Linked DNA regions of Mus musculus: regions 1 and 3 are each linked to region 2. Evidence: chromatin loops called from intact Hi-C (ENCODE). Cell type or tissue: heart. All regions are shown on one strand.

Region 1 (2,500 bases), 390 kb before region 2:
GTGACACTTACACATTACCAAGTCCAGCCACAGCACAAGGTACAACCTTGGCCATCTCTGGAACACAGCCTCTGTGCTCTCAGAAAACACTTCCCAGAAGATTTCACCTCAATGATGCTGGTCTCTTCTTAATCACCGCTAATTTCTTAGCTCCAGCTAACCAGCATCAATAGTCCCAGTAATGCAAACTTTTCACTTTAGTAGTTCTAGTATTTTGTTAATCACAGCTGATTTTTCAGCCCCAGCTAACCAGAACCACAGAATCTTCACAATCAAAATACCAATGGCCCTGAAAAGAGTCTTTAATCTTCCCTTTGAAATTTCACAAGTCAGGCCTCGATCTTCTGCACTGTTCTCAACATTATCTTCCAAGCTCCTACACAACATCCCACAGAGCTCTTAAAACCAAATGGATCTTTTAGCTTAAAGTTCCAAAGTCCTTCCACAGTCCTCCCCAAAACATGGTCAGGTTGTCACAGGAATACGCCACTTATTATACCAGTTTGTCTTAATCAGGGTTTCTATTCCTGCACAAACATCATGACCAAGAAGCAGTTGGGGAGGAAAAGATTTATCCAGCGTACACGTCTACATTGCTGTTCATCACTGAAGGAAGTCAGGACTGGAACTCACACAGGGCAGGAAGCAGGAGCTGATGCAGGGGCCATGGAGGGATGTTACTTACTGGCTTGCTTCCCCTGGCTTGCTCAGCCTGCTCTCTTATAGAACCCAAGACTACCAGCCCAGAGATGGTCCCACCCACAAGGGGCCTTTCCCCCCTTGATCACTAGATGAGAAAATGCCTTATAGCTGGATCTCGTGGAGGCATTTCCTCAACTGAAGCTCCTTTCTCTGTGATAACTCCAGCTGTGTCAAGTTGACACAAAACCAGCCAGTACTCTTGTATTTAAGAAAAACAAATTTATTAAGGGTCACATTTTTTTCCCTAATTGACAAATAGAAAATTTTGATGTTGTTTGGTAGCATACTCAACTATCTTCTCCACTAGATGTCACTGTTGCACTTTAAAAACGAATATGCTACACTTGCATTAAGAAAGTAACATTATTTAGCCCATGGACAGGGACTCCTGTCCTCCCTCCCTTTCTCCATCTTTCTCTCCCTCCTGACAGGAAGCACTCATCAGCGGGATGGGACATGGTGGTGTTTGCCCCAGTTTCATTACCCCAGGAGGAAGTAGAAAGATTTAGAGTTTGAGGCCTGGCTGAACCATGTGAGATACTGTTTGGGGAAAAACCAAACCAAACCAAACCAAACAAAAAACACCAACAATCAAAAATAGGAAAGAGAAGGAAGGGGGAGGAGAAAGATGAGGGGAAAAAGGAAATTGAAAGATGAGAAGGAGGAGGAGAAATAGGGGAGGAGGGAGGGAAGGAGGGATGGGAGAGGGAGGGAATACTACTAAGACCCAGACACAATGGAGCACTCAGCACTCAGGTGGCAGAGACAGGGGCATTAAGAAAGTAACATTATTTAGCCCATGGACAGGGACTCCTGTCCTCCCTCCCTTTCTCCATCTTTCTCTCCCTCCTGACAGGAAGCACTCATCAGCGGGATGGGACATGGTGGTGTTTGCCCCAGTTTCATTACCCCAGGAGGAAGTAGAAAGATTTATGAGTTCAAAGCTAACCAAGGCTGCATGGTGAGACCTTGTCTCAAAAAAGGGAAAGAAACCTCATCAGGGGTTCTTATCAGTAGGCAAGTATTCAAAAGGGACGGGGTAAGATTTTGTTGCACAGTTTTGTGTGTCCAGATGATAAAGAAAAATCCAAAGTCTATTAAAGAACGGCTGAAACAGGGACAAGCAATGGACCCTAAAGAATTAGAATTGTCCTAGGAATCCCATACCAGAGCTGAGAATGGGATGAACTCTGCCCCCAGGATGAGATTCAGACAGCCAAGTCATCATGCCCACCGTCCCCAGCTGAATCTAGTCCTTGGGCCTCTGGTTCCTTTTGTTTCTTTCAGAAAGACTAAGAGTATGAGGGCTTAGCTCTCCAGTTCTGCCTAAAGTATAAATAAGCCCAGATTCTTTTAGTGGTTTTCAATCTCTTTTTAAAATACAGAGACCATAAAATAGAGGCTCATAGACCTAAGTGACTGGCAAGGCGGCTGGTCTGTCTACTAAAGCATGATGACTTTAACGTTAGGCCTTTATTTTCTCCTCTTCTTCCTCCTCTTCTTCTTTTTAATTACTTGATTCTAGGACTCGGTCTCATAAAGAAGTTCCTTTTTGGTGAATCGTTTTGAGGTGAGGCAAAATGGCAGGGAAAGAAAGGACACGAAGAGGGTAGGGAGACCCCCAAACTCTAGAGTCTGGGTGAAGCCTCCCACTTGAGAATCAAGGTTACCAGCCCAACTAACCTTTGCTGTGAAGGTTGCAGGTAAAAACAATTTCTTTTTTCCTTTCTTTTTCTTTCTTTCTTTTTCTTTTTTCTTTTTTAACACAATTTCTTTTATGTAGAAGCACTTCAAGAAA
Region 2 (2,500 bases):
CTGCTAGGAAAACCACAGGAATTTTCTTCCTTTAAAATGAAATTATATTTATATAACTAAACCAAAAGTCAGTAAAAATTTCTGTTTCCGGTAGTGTTCAGAACAGTTGCATACATGCCCGTGCCCCAACCCTCCCCCCCCCTTTTTTTTTTGTTCTATACTCTGCCGGCTTCCCACAAAGTCAATTAAGCCTCACTATGAGCAAAGGGACACTTACCTAGCGGGTGGACATTCTCTCTTTTGCATTCTCTAAATGCAGACACGTACTTTCCTCGGTCCCTGAGCGGGACTCGCAGCCACTGGTTGTCGCTCAGCCTGCGGCGGCTGCCAGACTCTACTGCAGACCCGGATGCCAAGGGATGCCAGTGGCCGCACAAGCCGCTCCCTCCAGGCCAGCTCCCCACCTCCTCTACTCCCAGGAAGTTTCAAGAGGTGGTTGATGCTAGAAGCCTGGGAGAAGGCAGGGACCCGAGAGTGCCTTTCAAAAGGGCCAGCAGCTGGAGAAGCTGCAAAGACTGCCCACGACTAACGAACGAACGTTAGTGCGTCTTTCTTTTAAAGACCTGGAAAGAGTGTGGGAGGGTAGCTGAGAAGCCCACGTGACCACAAACCGGGAGCCAGAGATCTCAGGCACTCCCGCGCCGTGCAACCAGATCCACTGGATGTGGACCTCCAGCCACTTCACAGTCATCCTCTAGGGACACCCCGCTTCCAATAGACTGACGATGAAGGATCGAGATGGGGGCCCGGGAATGGGAATTTCTGACCAGATCCCCAGGGATTCTGGACTTAACCGCGTGCGTCCAGGGACCACACTTAATCCTGTTTCCATACTTTGACCTACGTGCGTGTCATTAAATGCTTAAGTTTGACAACTCTCCTTGAGAAGCATGGGCCAGGCCCCGGTTTCGGGTAATAGCACCGAAATTAGCAGTAATAACGAAGTAATGAAGGCAGATTCCTTTGCAGGGAGTGTTAGCTTGTGCTCCAGAAAGGCAAGGCAATGGGGCTGGAGGTGAAGGTTTGAACGCTCATCTATCAGCGGCTGGCGATGGAAGCCGGGAGAGAAAACGAGTTGTTTTTTGTTTTGTTTTGTTTTGTTTCGTTAAAAAAAAAAAAGAAAAGAAAAAGAAAAAGAAAAAGAAAAAGAAAAAGAAAAAGAAAAAGAAAAAGAAAAAGAAAAAGAAAAAAAGGCAATGGGTTAGGTCCAAGATCCCGCGAGCCTCCTGGAATTCACCTGGAGAAAATCTGCCTGCGCTTTTACAGGGGCGGAGAGGGTCTCTGGCGCCCCCTGATGGTAGATCTGATCCTCCCAGCTCAATCGCTTAGCCTGGAAGTGACCCTTCTACACAAAGGCTGAAACCATACCTTATAGTCTTTGAGGAAACAACTGGCTTTAAGGCAGCCTTTGGTGGCAAAAGTTAAAAGGAAAACAAATGACCTGTAGGCCAACCTGGTGTCACTGGTGTACCTAATTAATCGTCAAGCCATCCGCACACATCACGGGGATGTTTGTGAAGGATTTTAAAGATCTACTTTTTATCTTTTAAATTATGCACACATGGGTATGTACACAGGCGTGCAGATGTCTACGGAGACTATAGGTGCGGGATTCCCTCCTGCGTATGGGTGCTGGGAACAGAATTAGGCTTCTGTACAAGAGCAGCAAGCTATCTTAACAGCTGAGATGTCCCTTCAGACCCAGAATGTGATTCTTGGTGGACGGTACTCTAATAGAAGAAAACCGGGGGGGGGGGGGGGGGCGGGGGGGATTTGGAGGGAAACTTATACAATGTCAGCCTCAACATTTTGGGTGTAACCAAAACGCCTTCGGGGACCTTTCTGAGGCCCGGGTTTATGAGTGCCACAGGTAGGCACCGCAGACTACATATGTGGAGAAGCACGGTCTTTATAGACTATGAGCAAAGGCTATACCAAAAGTTTCGCTGCTGCCGGGCGGTGGTGGCTCACACCTTTAATCCCAGCACTTGGGAGGCAGAGGCAGGCGGATTTCTGAGTTCGAGGCCAGCCTGGTCTACAAAGTGAGTTCCAGGACAGCCGGGGCTACACAGAGAAACCCTATCTCGAAAAAAACAAAAACAAAGCTCGCTGCCCCCATTCATCCCATGTACAGGTTTCATTTAAGCTAAAAGTCCTGGGTTCTCTCCATTTGTGAGATAGAATGTCCCTGTCCTTTTAGGAAAGGTAGAGTGGATGGGAGAGTGGGTAGCTACTGAGTCCATCCTGGTGAGGATAGGCAAGGATGAGATTAATACTTCCCAGTCTGCACGTCCCTGTGTCCTTTCCTGTGTGTCTGTGTGTCCTGTGTCACTCAGTCCTTCCTCCTTTCCTGCCTTGGTAGAAAAGTTGCAGTAGCGATCTTAAACAAATCAGTTCATTTAATGATACTTTGTTAACAAGATTCATCTGGAGGGAGGCCAGGATAGCTCAACCAATAAATGAACTTGCCGAGCTAGTCTGACAGACCAGCGTTTAGTTC
Region 3 (2,500 bases), 390 kb before region 2:
TCAAATTCATAGGAATTCACCTGTCTCTTCCTCCTGAGTGCTGGGATTAAATGTATGTGCTACCACTGCTCAGCAAAATAAATGTTTAAAATTAAAAAATATTACATGTATTTATTGTGTATGTGTGTGTGTGTGTGTGTGTGAGAGAGAGAGAGAGAGAGAGAGAGAGAGAATGCACACATGCACACCTTAAAGCATTTATGGAGGTCAAAGGACAACAGGATCACCATCACAAGTCTCTCTTCCTACCTGTGGTTCCCAGGGATTAAACTCAGAGACTCAGGCTTGTCCCTGAACATCTTTACCTACTGAGCCTTTTCATCCATACGACATCCCATTTTAAAGACCAGTAGCTAAGTTCAAATGGGCAGAAGTAAAGAAATAATAGTTAAGAGCAAAAAAATGAGGTAGAAAATGGACATTCAATAGAAAAATATACTAATCACTGAAAATCTTCAATTCCAGCACTTGGGTGGCAGAGACAGGTGGATCCCTGTGAGTTCCAGGCCAGCCAAGGCTACCTAGTGAGAATTTGTCCAGAAAAAAAAAGTTTTTTTAATTAAAATTAGGAGTTGGAGGCCTGCTTGGGCTGTATATAGAGATCCTGTCTCAAAGATCCAGAAAATGAAAACCAAGGGAAGAAGATGGGCCACCCACAAGATCCTGCCCTAGAGGCTCCTGGTCTGGTACACAGAAGAAGCCTGAAGACCCCAGGGCCTGGCGATAGCTGCCTTCTAGATTTGACTGGGGACAGACGCACCAGAGACTTTATGTGCCTGCTCTGGACCGGGAGCTTCCAGGACCCAAGCAGCCACTGCAGGCAGGAGTGGGGTGAAATGGAGGAACCCCATTCCTGCCTTAGCTTCTGAGAAGTTGGCTGCGGAGAGGAATTTATTCTTTTCTTTTTTAAGACTTATTTGTTTATTTTATGCATATGAGTATACCACCGTTGTTTCTTGAGACACACCAGAAGAGGGCACCAGACCCCATTACAGATGGTCTTGGGTCACCATGTGGTTGCTGGGAATTGAACTCAGGACCTCTGGATGAGCAGCTAGTGCTCTTACATGCTGAGCCATCTCTCCAGCCTGCAATTTATTATTTATTTATTTATTTTTTTTGAAGCAGGGTTTCTCTGTGTAGCTTTGGCTGTCCTGGAACTCACTCTGTAGACCAGGCTGGCCTCGAACTCAGAAATCTGCCTGCCTCTGCCTCCCGAGTGCTGGGATTAAAGGTGTGCACCACCACGCCCGGCTTTTTTTTTTTTTTTTTTCCCGAAATTTATTCTTGAAGCTACTTTTTGCCTGACTGACCTGCAACTCCAGTGGGTAACCCACAGACTTGCTCCCTAAGAGACTACACTATTTTTTGGTACACACAAGGGGTCTGAGAATTCTTCGAACTGCAATGGTGCTCAGTGGCTGCTACCTGCTCCATGTAATCCTGATTGGCAGACCGTTTTATCCTCTTTAAAGCTGAAAATCCTCAATTGACAACTAAGTCCTTCTCCTCTGTACTCTTCACTGGCTGCTCACTCTGTTCTTTGAGGTCAAGAAGCTTGTGGGGACAGGTGATGGTCTCTACCAACTGCCTCAGCCCTACCTAAAAAGAAAGAAACAAAGAAAAGGAGGAACAAAAGAAGGGAGGGTGGGAGATAGGGAGGGAGGAAAGGAAAGAGGGAGGAAGGGGGAGGAAGGGAGGGAGGGAAGGAGGGAGAGAGGAAGAGAGGAAGGGGGAGGGAGGGAGGAAGAGAGGCAGGCAGGGAGGGAAGACACACGTGTAAAAGCAGTAATTCAAAGCAGAAGACAGAGGCTGGAGAGATGGCTCAGCAGAAGATACAACAAAGGCAGACACAAAACAAGAACCAGACAAAAAACGATAGAAAGAAAAACAGAAAAATGAATGTTAGAAACCAAAAGCCAGTGCTTTTTTTTTTTTTAAATTTAGTAATGTATAAATTGATTTTTGTTTTCTATGTCTTGGGCAGTGAAATTCAAAATAGGTAATTGGTTATTTATTACCAATTATCAAGACTATTTGAAATTTTCATTTAAATACTAGCTAATGGCTGGAGAGACAGCTCAGCCATTTGAGAGAACCCAAGTTTGATCCCTAGTTTGTATGTCAGATGCCTCACGACACTAGCCTAGTTCTAGCGGGGGATCTGATACACCTGGCTTCCAGCAAGTTATTCATGTACACACATCTACAATATGGACACACAGACGCGTGCACACACACACACACACACACACACACGAACGTGCAGAGTTAAAAACAACAAAAATTAATGTTTCAAAAAAAAAAAAGTAAAATGCTGGCCAATCCTCTTAAGTTTTTTATTTCTTCTGTGAGGTTTGAGAAATTCTTTTCTATATTGAAACGTCATACTAGTTCAACAGAGGAAAGACTGATTGCAGCTGAAGAGTTCAGAATGCAATTGTAGCCTAGTGATATATCTAAACAATAAGAACAAAACAAAAAAACCAAAGGACTAAAA

What was found. Peaks named below come from ENCODE experiments on the same cell type or tissue, not always from the same donor. Only the 100,000 strongest peaks of a DNase experiment are listed, where the experiment ranks them.
Region 1: it touches region 2 in a loop (6-fold over the local background); 28 of 42 quality-filtered maps call a loop at or near these places.
Region 3: a loop joins it to region 2, with 5 times the contacts of the local background. A loop is called at or near these places in 26 of 42 quality-filtered maps.

Annotation. Positions count from the first base shown.
Region 1 is chr12:75,785,843-75,788,342 of GRCm38, forward strand. The region is part of intron 2 of Gm40447; the gene reads right to left. Among named protein-coding and RNA genes, the nearest start is that of Syne2, 31 kb to the right of the region's middle. In heart, a CTCF peak has its summit at 982 (motif pointing right); no DNase peak of the experiment used is centred here.
Region 2 is chr12:76,176,730-76,179,229 of GRCm38, forward strand. It overlaps Esr2 (estrogen receptor 2 (beta)), which reads right to left and starts at 530. Exons shown (of 10, transcript NM_207707.1): 1 at 218-530. In heart, CTCF peaks have their summits at 1,300 (motif pointing left) and 1,501; no DNase peak of the experiment used is centred here; H3K4me3 peaks cover 1,276 bases.
Region 3 is chr12:75,791,319-75,793,818 of GRCm38, forward strand. The region is part of intron 2 of Gm40447; the gene reads right to left. Among named protein-coding and RNA genes, the nearest start is that of Syne2, 26 kb to the right of the region's middle. In heart, no CTCF peak of the experiment used is centred here; no DNase peak of the experiment used is centred here.